2 separate regions of the Homo sapiens genome follow, and region 2 is linked to region 1. The links are chromatin loops, found by intact Hi-C in ENCODE. Cell type or tissue: testis. All regions are shown on one strand. Each heading gives the region's core, and the rest is flanking DNA. Links, peaks and the distances in the headings are about the cores only.

What was found. Hi-C counts contacts between places; a loop is a spot of excess contacts. Peaks named below come from ENCODE experiments on the same cell type or tissue, not always from the same donor. Only the 100,000 strongest peaks of a DNase experiment are listed, where the experiment ranks them.
Region 2: it touches region 1 in a loop (2.2-fold over the local background); 2 of 110 quality-filtered maps call a loop at or near these places.

The regions. Positions count from the first base shown.
Region 1 is chr3:64,545,277-64,550,658 of GRCh38, reverse strand. It overlaps ADAMTS9 (ADAM metallopeptidase with thrombospondin type 1 motif 9), which reads left to right. Exons shown (of 40, transcript NM_182920.2): 32 at 3,707-3,901. Among named protein-coding and RNA genes, the nearest start is that of ADAMTS9-AS1, 13 kb to the left of the region's middle. In testis, for the core only: no CTCF peak of the experiment used is centred there; a DNase peak (open chromatin) is centred at 2,278.
Region 2 is chr3:64,592,532-64,597,913 of GRCh38, reverse strand. It overlaps ADAMTS9 (ADAM metallopeptidase with thrombospondin type 1 motif 9), which reads left to right. Exons shown (of 40, transcript NM_182920.2): 27 at 923-1,084; 28 at 3,480-3,656. Among named protein-coding and RNA genes, the nearest start is that of ADAMTS9-AS1, 34 kb to the right of the region's middle. RefSeq lists an enhancer at 380-967. In testis, for the core only: no CTCF peak of the experiment used is centred there; DNase peaks (open chromatin) are centred at 2,473 and 3,563; H3K27ac peaks cover 499 bases.

The DNA of each region.
Region 1 (5,382 bases), core at 21-5,020:
TGTGATTCACCTTGATGTCCTATTGGCATAAAGAAGAAATTATTACAGGGGCTGCAAACTCATAGGATGCTGTGAGGTGCCTGAAGACAGTTAAGTATAAGAAAATACTGTAGTGCCAGGGATACAACAAGGAGAGATGGCAACTGTGACAAACTAGCACATGCTGTGTGAAGGGAGCAGAATCTCTTTCACTCCAGCTGTGGCCATGCAGAAATGTGGTCTAGCGTTACCAGACCTGATTTTTCAAGAGAGGCTAAAAATCTGGACTAGTATGTGAGATTTCCTAACTTGAAAATGGGGGCTGAAATTTTTGGTTTTAAAACATTGTAAGGGGCAAACAAACCCCTTTCATGAACCAGATGTGTTGTGCCTGTTTAACAAACAGCTTCAGAGGAAGAAAATAATTTTCTATAATATCCGAAGTATCTCAAGTACCATTTTTTCATATATCTTCCTGTGCACAGTGCTTATCTAGACCCTTTTTAATGGTAATAAACCAGTAGTAATCATAGCATGATTATATTATTTTCAAACATCGTAATATGTTCATATCTGTATGAGAGATCTGTAGCAGTCAAACCAGTTGTCATTTGCCCAAAAGCATTTAGAGATTCGAAAGGGAGGCATCTGGACTCACAGTAAAGGTATTGAAAATTGTTAGGTAATATGATTGCTGCCACTGGGTCTCTTCAAAGTTTGACAGGCAGCAATTTCACATGTTAATGAGATGAATATTTGCATTTAGATGATGTGTGTGTTGGGTGTTGAATTGCTTCCTGCACTAAAGCTGATCCCAAAGTCTTTTCTAATTATCTCGCCCTATCCTTTATTCCTGTGAATTTTGTCCTTCGAGGGGACATTTGGCAGTGTCTAGAGACAGTTTGGTTGTGACAGCTGGGGAAAGGGGACCCTACTGGCCAGGGTTGGAAGGTGGAGGCCAGGGATGGGGCTAAGAATCCTATAGTGCGCAGGGCAGCCCTCACAATACAGAATTATCTGGCCCAAATGTCAGTGGTGCTGAGGCTGGGAAACCCTGCTCGACCCCAACCCTGCATCTTCTCGGTATGCCCTGAGTAGTACCGCATGCCCTTAGAGAGTGAAGAGGAGACATGGTTCTGATCTTTACGACATTGATTTGCTCTTGGCCAGCCAGGAACATGTGGAATCCAAATGAGTGTTCAGAATAGTTCTTGATATTGGGTTTGAGGCATAGGTTCCAACCCATCCAGATCCCAACGCAGGGGGATCTCACCTTTCACCTGGCCAAGATTGACATCTTCATCTTAGCTTATCTCTTGTGTAGCACTTTTATTATGGGACTTGAGTCATATTACTCCTATAGCTTTAATATAACCATAACCCCCAAAAGATGAAACAGGGAGAAGATTGAAAAGAAAAAAGGAAGCCTTCCACATTTCTGTAAATTTGCAGGTGTATCATGAATTGAAAAGTCTGCAAATTTATGGGCAACAACTACAGGGCTGGAAACAGTATTTAGCACAGATACAGGGACCACAGGGAAGGAAACCTGCAATGAGGGGAGAGGGGCCGAAAGGGACTGGCACCAGCATCCTCTCTAGAAAAGAAGACATGCCTTCTCTCTGGGACCTCTATTACCTGGAGGCTTCTTTGTGTGTTTTTCTCTGAGCTCTACTCCACCTGAATTGGCGGAGGCCCGAGCTAGACTGGCAAAGAAGAGCTCTGTCAGTCCTGATTGACACATGCATTTTCTAGCAGGGCCTGAAGTGTACAGCTCATGCAGGGAGCCCACAGTCTTATTGTTTTGCTTTGCTGTTATTTTCAATTTAGAAAAGTAATACGTGCTCATGTGGAACCAAGCACATACACCAAGGCATGCAGAGTCTACAGTATGAGTTTCTCTCTGAAATGGTTTGAGGAAACCAGCAGCAGTCAACATTTTCACAATGCTGATATCAGCTAGCTGAGAGCATCTGTTCTTGCCAGCTTCTTTATAGAGATGTGGAGGCCTCTGTGTTTAGCCTGACCATATTTGGGGCTCAGTTCCATCAGCAAATGCCTGTCTCCCACTGGGCTCCCCCCCACATAAATAGCCAGGGGACGACTTTTGCTCCTGGTTTGTAGGGGTCAAGAGTCTCATTCCTTGCCCCTCTCAAATGCACAACTTTGTTTAAGTTAGTATGGACTGTTGTCAATGCATGCAACACTGGGTCAGACACTAAGATTACCCACAGCTTGGACAGAGTTTGTTAGCCATCTGCATGAAACACCCCGGGCTGGCCTTACACTTTCCTGGCCTGGCGTCAACTTGGCCTTCAAACATTTGAACAGCAGCAGCCAAAGAAGGAAGAAATGTACACAGAGCATTTCTATGTCTCGAGCCAACTGGAAGGGAAGGCCTAGGGATGCTCTGCGTGCCTCTAGCTGGACTTGTTCTCTCCTGCCTCTGGGATTTCTTCAAGGAGAGCCTTTTCCCTGGAAAAGTTGCAGGAGAAGAAAACTATGTGACTAAAAGCAGCAGGAGACATTAGGGCAGAGCAGACACTGTGGCTTCTCACTGCCCTTGAGAATTGATGAAAGCTGTGGTCCCTCACCCCAGAAAAAGCATAACACACCACATGTGGCATACTGTTTTGGGGTATTTATCCCACCCTCACCCAAGAACCGTAAGTCTAGAGAATACCGGCACTCTACCCCAAGTTTATGAAGCACATTTACAAAAGATGACCAGTTATTTGATGCTGTTGCCTAAAAATATCATCAAAACTAAATTAATTGTAACTCTGTTTTATTTTTTATATAGAAAATGATAAAAAAAAAAACTTAGCTAAGGAGGTTGAAAGTTGGGACACTATAACGATGTGTATTTCTTCTGCATTTCTGTATTGGTAGAGTATGTTTAAATGCCATAGACTTAGGATAAAAGAGTACAGATGAGGGCGTGATATAGAGCAAGAGGTAGAAAAGCAGAAAGGTAACATGCCAGTCAACATCTATAGCCTAGCTGGGTGTGGTGGCACACACCTGTAATCCCAACTACTTGGGAGGCTGAGGCATGAGAATCACTTGAACCTGGGAGACGGAGGTTTCATTGAGCGGAGATCATGTCACTGCACTCCAGCCTGGACAACAGAGTGAGACACAGTCTCAAAAAAAAAAAAAAAAAATCTATAGCCAGGGAGAGAGATAGGAGAAAGAAATTAAATGGAGGGCAGGTAGGAAAGCCAACAGCACCACGGAGGGAAGGAAAACAGTCCCAGAGTCCCCGTTGGCTCAGTGCTTGGATTTCACACTCAAAATGCCGACTCACGGGTCAGCTGCTGCTGTCTCCTCTTCCCTTCCCAATTTGGTGGTCATCATAGCTTTAGAAAAGAGCAGTTTGCCAACCTGTGCAGTTGGGCTGAAGATGCAAACTGAATGAATGACAGCTGGAGCACCTCCCCCTCCTCCTCCCTTCGAAACCTCCAGAAGGGGTTTGAGGCAACCCCACCTGCAGTGGGGGCTGAGAAGATGCCAGTGGAAGCACCAGATCCCAGAGGCACCCTGTAGGGTTGCCTGTCTCCTGTGCGCTCAGGGCCTGCCACTTGAAATGAATAAATAAGCTAATGAAGTGGGAGCTTTCTGCAGCATAGTCACACGGTCAGCGCTTGGTGTGGAGGTCAGGGGCCTATTGTGGGCTGCCCCCAGGAACTGCTCGAACCTCTCCTCTCAATCCCTGTCTTTGCAGTGCTCAGTGACCTGTGGAAAAGGCTACAAACAAAGGCTTGTCTCGTGCAGCGAGATTTACACCGGGAAGGAGAATTATGAATACAGCTACCAAACCACCATCAACTGCCCAGGCACGCAGCCCCCCAGTGTTCACCCCTGTTACCTGAGGGACTGCCCTGTCTCGGCCACCTGGAGAGTTGGCAACTGGGGGAGCGTAAGTAGAAGACTGAGCACTCAAATCTGAAAGCCCTTGGATCTCAACCCCGTCTTAAACATGTCCTGCCTAACCCGCTCTCCTTAGTAACTCTACTTCCAGGAGAAACCCTGGAGTTAGCAACTTGAAATGGGCTAACAGGGATCAAAGGGACTTCTTTCTGTTTACCAAAGTGGCTTTGTGCTTAGAACATGGGCTCTGAAGCCAGACAGTCTGGATCTGAACCCTGGTTCTGCCACTTCCCAGGTGAACAACCTTGGGCAAGTTGCATAACCTTTGTGTCTCAGTTTTCTCATCTGCAAAACTGGTAGTTGTGAAGATGAAATGAGTTTACACAGATTGAGCATCCCTAATCCAGAAATCCAAAATCCAAAATGCTATAAAATCCAAACATTTTTTAGTGTCGATATGACACCATAATGAAATGTTCCTTGGAGCATCTTGAGTTTCAGATGCTCAGATTAGGAATATCCAACTAGTAATACTGCAAGTATTCCAAATCTGAAAAAAAAAAAATCTTAAATGCAAAATACTGCTGGTCCCCAGCACTTCCAATAAGGGATACTCAGCCTATATATAAAAAGCACTTAGGTTATAATGGCAAATGTTTTATATATATTTTACTGCAAATTTGTTTTAAAAAAATGCTTAAAATCTGATACTCATAAGAGTTACAGAAGGAGTAGTTATTGTTGCTTATGTTGTTAAGAAGTCTGTATGTTCTAGTGCTTCTATGTAAGAAATACTTCATTGCACTGGGATACAACAAGGCAGAATATTTTAAATTGGGACTGCCCTGGAAGACTGTCACAGCCCCCTGGCTCTGGACCAGGCAGCTCTCAGTCTTGAAAAGTTGTCAGGCAGCCAGGCATGGTAGCTCACACCTGTAATCCCAGCACTTTGAGAGGCCATGGTCGGCGGACCATGAGGTCAGCAGATCGAGACCAGCCTGGCCAACATGGTGACATCCTGTCTCTACTTAAAATATAATTTTTTTATTATTATACTTTAAGTTCTAGGGTACATGTATACAAAGTGCAGGTATGTTACATATGTATACATGTGCCATGTTGGTGTGCTGCACCTATTAACTCGTCATTTATATTAGGTGTATCTCCTAATGCTATCCGTCCCCCTGCCCCCAACTCCATGACAGGCCCCGGTATGTGATGTTCCCCACCCTGTGTCCAAGTGTTCTCATTGTTCAGTTCCCACCTATGAGTGAGAACATGCAGTGTTTGGTTTTCTGTCCTTGTGATAGTTTGCTGAGAATGATGGTTCCCAGTTTCATCCATGTCCCTACAAAGGACATGAACTCATCCTTTTTTATGGCTGCATAGTACTCCATGGTGTATATGTGCCACATTTTCTTAGTGCAGTCTATCATTGGTGGACATGTGGGTTAGTTCCAAGTCTTTGCTATTGTGAATAGTGCCACAATAAACATACGTGTGCATGTGTCTTTATAGCAGCATGATTTA
Region 2 (5,382 bases), core at 231-5,230, 47 kb before region 1:
TCTTGATAAATCGTGAGAAATACATTGCTTTGAGGACCAGATGATTATTTTATAGGCAAACTGATTTTACAAGGGTCGGGGTAAAGGACACTAGCAAACATTTTGGGTTTAAAAAGATAAAGAAGTTATGGAAAGAAGAAAACACTTCAGGTGTAAATAAGTGAACTATGAGAGGCTTGTATGGGAAATGAAATGAAATGCAAACATAACCCCATGACAAACCATGAAAGAGAGGGTGTTAGGCTGAAAGCACGGCCGAAGAGAGGTTTGTCATGATGAAATTCAATTAAGTTCATTGGGGAAGTAAAAAATAAATAAAACAAGTCTTACTACCATTAGCCACCGAAGTTCAGGCTGTTGTAAAGAGAGAGAAAGGAACATTTTATCTGCTAGGAAATGATGTCTAAATGACATTCCATGATGTTTTCCTGGAGTAATTGAAGGAGTTCATACAGAAGCTTAATTTCTACAACTGGCAATTCATTAGGCATGTAATTTGACCTCCGCGTTGAAAGGAAAATCAAATATTGGTTCTAAATAGGCACTTGAAGTTTTGAAAAGAATTTCCAAATTAACTGTCGTGTCCATCAACACCTCTGTACCTCTTAGAGATGCAGAGGGGATAAAGACAGTAAGTGGCCTGCTTTGGAAGTCACATTAGGCATTTATGGAACCCCTGTAGAGGGCCTGAGGCACACCAGAAGAGAAGACACATTTCTGCCCTCCAGGTGTGTCTATAGGATGTGTACATGAAACAGCCCCACAGTGGGGAAGTTCTTGGGTTTTCCTGATTGCTTTTTGTCCTTCGTGGATGACTTGAGAATGCTTTTCAGCACATTTGTCTTAACCTTTCAACCAGCTGCTTCTGTGTCCCTAAGATGGAGATTGAGGTGGGGATTAACTTGTCGACTGATGTGTTTAGTGTTCCAGTACCTGTGCTGGCGGATCCCAGCGGCGTGTTGTTGTATGTCAGGATGAAAATGGATACACCGCAAACGACTGTGTGGAGAGAATAAAACCTGATGAGCAAAGAGCCTGTGAATCCGGCCCTTGTCCTCAGTGGGCTTATGGCAACTGGGGAGAGGTGAGAGTGAACTATCCGTCTATAAATACAGAGGAATTGTGTTAACCAAACTGTATTTATCATTCAGATTTTATTTTCAAGGAGAAGAACTAGCTCTAGTAGAAGCTTCTGGGGTGGGGATTAACTAGGAAACCTGTCTTCTTAAATTCTGGACTATTTTAAAGTGTTCCTATTACCACTAAGAGACAGTTTGGGTACACAGGTGAGGAAAATTAGGTGAGAATACAGATAAATACTGGTTTAAGTTATTTGTTCACCTCTGATGATTAAAAAATAGATGCTTTTAAAGTGATTGAAAATATGTGTTAAATCGGTCCATGGAAGTCTTGCCCTCTTCTTCATAGTTTTGGGGTGTTTGTGTTATGCCCTGTTCCCATGGCATAATGTCTCCCAACATTCCAAGTCACTAATGAAGCCAGATTGAGTAGGTGTTATAATTCCTATGAAAGATGATGTATTTTTATTGCAGAAGTGAGTAGTTAGCTGTGTTTTCTCAAATATGGAATTATTTAGCTGCTACCTTTTCAGGGTTGCCTGTGACGACTGATAGGGGACAACTGAGTATTGGAAGCTGAGAAAACCGTGTCCTGTTCTCAGCTCTGGCTCTTAAAAGTTTTGTGACCTTGGCAAATAATGTAGTATCTTTGCCAAATATTTATATCCTCATCTGTAAATAAGGATAGTAATAGCACCAACTTCTTAGTATTTATGACCATGATATGAGGTAGTATCTATCAAATGCGTAGCACATCGCCTTTAATCAATTAACTGCCACTATAATGTAGTAATAATTAATGTTAAGAATAATTATTAATAATACTGTGACTAAGTGGGGGTTTGAGCCCTTATTATACATAGGGCCTAGATGCTTATTGTTTTGTGTTTAATTAACTAAGAATATATCTCTCTATTCTTGAATCCACAGGGAGAGCACATATTTAAAGTTTGTTGAGTTGTTCTGTCTTGACTATAACATTTATCAAATAAAACACGAGAAATAACACTTTGGAGGTCCCAGTGCCAAGGGGGGGAAAAAGACAAATGAGATTGATGGGCATGTTAGTCCACATCCTTGGCTGAATGAAATCACGTGTCCACATTTCATGGTTTCAGCCATATAACCTAGTAGTCATAGGCAGTCATAACGGGATTATTGTTGACTTTCATTGACAGTTATGTCATTCTGGAGAGCTTTGTTGAAGGGAAAGAAAAGGGAATGAGGCTTTGTGACTCATGTATTGTGGATTTCCCAAAACCTCCTCGCAAAGTTCTGTCCTGTGGGGCCTGTGATTAAGCTTCTGTAATTGGATTCAAGCCAGGAGAGTACACGAACTTGCTGGGATGCTTTGCTGTCAGCACAGACCAGATCATTCCAAATTCTGTGGGAGATCTGGCCTTGACACAGCAGGGAAACCAAATGTCAGTGTTGCTGGATTTGAGCGCAGCAGCACTGTCCAAGAAATACAACGTGTTCCTGCCTCAGAAGTTTAGATCTAGCCAGGAGTCAGAACCTTATCCAGTGTTCCCACCATGCTGTTTATTCATCCAAGGGGAAAGTCATAGTTGTCCTCACATTCAGAGATACAGTAAAATAGGTTAGTGTCATAAAGGGCTATGGAGACGGAGTCAGAGAACAGCCAAGGATTGGTGACAGCTTCTTAAAATTTGCCAGAAAATAGAACCAGTTAAGTCATTGTCTCCTTTGTTTGGTATTGGGTAGTTTTTGTTTGTCTATTTTTGTTTTGTTTTGGTTTGGTTTGGTATTTCTCAAAGAATCTTTGTTGGGAGGCCGAGGTGGGAGGATCATGAGCTCAGGAGATCGAGACCATCCTGGCTAACACGGTGAAACCCCATCTCTACTAAAAATACAAAAAAATTAGCCGAGTGTGATGGCACACGCCTGTAGTCCCAGCTACTCGGGAAGCTGAGACAGGAGAATCACTTGAACCTGGGAGGCGGAGGTTGCAGTGAGCCGAGATCGTGCCACTGCATTCCAGCCTGGATGACAGAGCAAGACTCCGTCTCAAAAAAAAAGAAAGGATCTTTGTTACTTGCTAACAGATTGGACTTGATCGAGTTAATTAACCTCCCTTCACCTTAATTGCTTCATATATAAGATGGGGCAAATAATTACACTCCTCTTGATTAGATAATATATGCAAAAGTCCTCAGTGCAAGTTAAGAGAAAGCACTTAATAACTAATACCTGCCATTAAAGTAGGAGAGTCTTGGTCTGTTTTACGTATCACTATTGGTAATTCACCTTGGTTCCATCTGTCAGAGGCTTACCTTGCCCAATGCCATAATTGAGTTTGGCTAAGAAATTAGGGAGAAAGGAAATTTGTCATTGGCCTTTCAGACAAAATAACTGCAGCCTTCCTTTTCCTTCTTCCAGTGCACTAAGCTGTGTGGTGGAGGCATAAGAACAAGACTGGTGGTCTGTCAGCGGTCCAACGGTGAACGGTTTCCAGATTTGAGCTGTGAAATTCTTGATAAACCTCCCGATCGTGAGCAGTGTAACACACATGCTTGTCCACACGACGCTGCATGGAGTACTGGCCCTTGGAGCTCGGTACGGCCCTAACTATTCATGTTTGTTAACCAAACTATCTAATTCCAAGGTATTCTGGGGCACTCCTCTGTGGCAGATAATTGTCACACTTACAAGGGCATCCCAGAAACTCTGCTATAAATAGTCTATTATTTTCTCCATATTGGCACATAATAGAATTAACTTTTTATGATATTGCCAAAGTGACTTTAAAGAATAAGTGTACCTCATACAGGACCTGGTGCCAAGAAGTAGCTGCCTTTTCTTAGCCTAAATACACACACACACACACACACACACACACACACACACACACATCATACACACACACATACATAGTGATTTTAACAGACAACTCAATAGCACACATTCTTTCCTTTTCTAAGCTGTAGTAGTTTTGACTTTTTGGGAAAGATACCTGCTTACTGAGGCCAAAGCAATTTTTCTTCAGTGACTGTAATTTGCCTGTGTGACTCGGGTACAGCTCTGAACATAATTTTTACAAAGTCTGTGCCCACAAAATAGACTAAAATCATTTAAAAATGCAAAAGACCAAAAATGGAACAGGTGACCTGGTGCCTTTTAGGGTGTCGGAAATGTTCTCTCTCTTGCACAGAGATAGGAAGCCCGTTTGGGACCATTTTTTGCTTTGGTCCTAGTCTTCCTTTGCTATCTGCTTAGCCAGCAGCTGACATGGTGAGACAGGTTTGCCACTGTAAATATGATGCAAACTTCTGGGGCAGCTCTTGGCAAACAGAAGCATCAGCTGTGTCAAAACAATACTTTGGCTGAGTTGTGCCCATAAGCTGTGGAGCCGTTAGGGCTGTTTCATGTAAATAGAGGAAAAATGGTCCTGTAAATACATTAATTGCACTGAAGCTGAATTTAGTATTGTATTAAGTCATATCCAGAATGTTTTTTTACCCAGTATGGTTCTCAGAAGTCTTAACCATCCCTGAAACCAGCTAAAGAGCAGATTAAGTGAAGTGACATGGTTAATACCTGTTGACATTTCTAAGAGTCAAGGGTTTCAATGGCTGGGGTCGTGTCTGCAGGTGTAACACTAACTATATAATCACTATACTTTGTATTAGGCAGAAATCTAGAAGAATTTGGAGCATTATCTCCACTGGTACTATTTAGCTGGACTGTTAAGTATTTTCTTCCAGAACTTAAGAAACGCCACTCTGGGTCAGAGAGCTCTGGTCTGTTGTATCTCTAGTCAGTTCAGTAGGAGCATTTTCCCTACAATAATGGCACCTTCCCCAGATGAACATTTTTGAAGATCAGAAATAACCTTAGAATCTCAGGAACATCTTCTGACATTCCCAACTTCCCTCATCTCCTATTATATATTATTTTTCGTGAAATTCCCTCTTAAGCTCATTGTGTTTTCACCCAGTTCACTAGACCAACAGCAATACCAGTACCAGAGTTATGTTTTAGAAAGTCTACTAGCTGTCCACAAAGTCGTAGTTCATTAACTTTGACCCAAAAAAAAAAAAATCTCTTAACCCTTAGGAAGAAACACACAAGGCTATTTATTGCATATTCTTGTGGTTTGGTGAAAAAAAGAAACCTGCATTTCCCTTCCCAGACTCAATTCCATTGATCATCTCAGTTCCATTGATTATTCTATATTTACCTCTCCAGGAAGAATTATTTGGGAAAACAGGGGGAAAAACATAAGTCTTAGAGAATTATAAATTAATTTCCATGGTATTCTCTTCCTTAAACACTTTCTAAA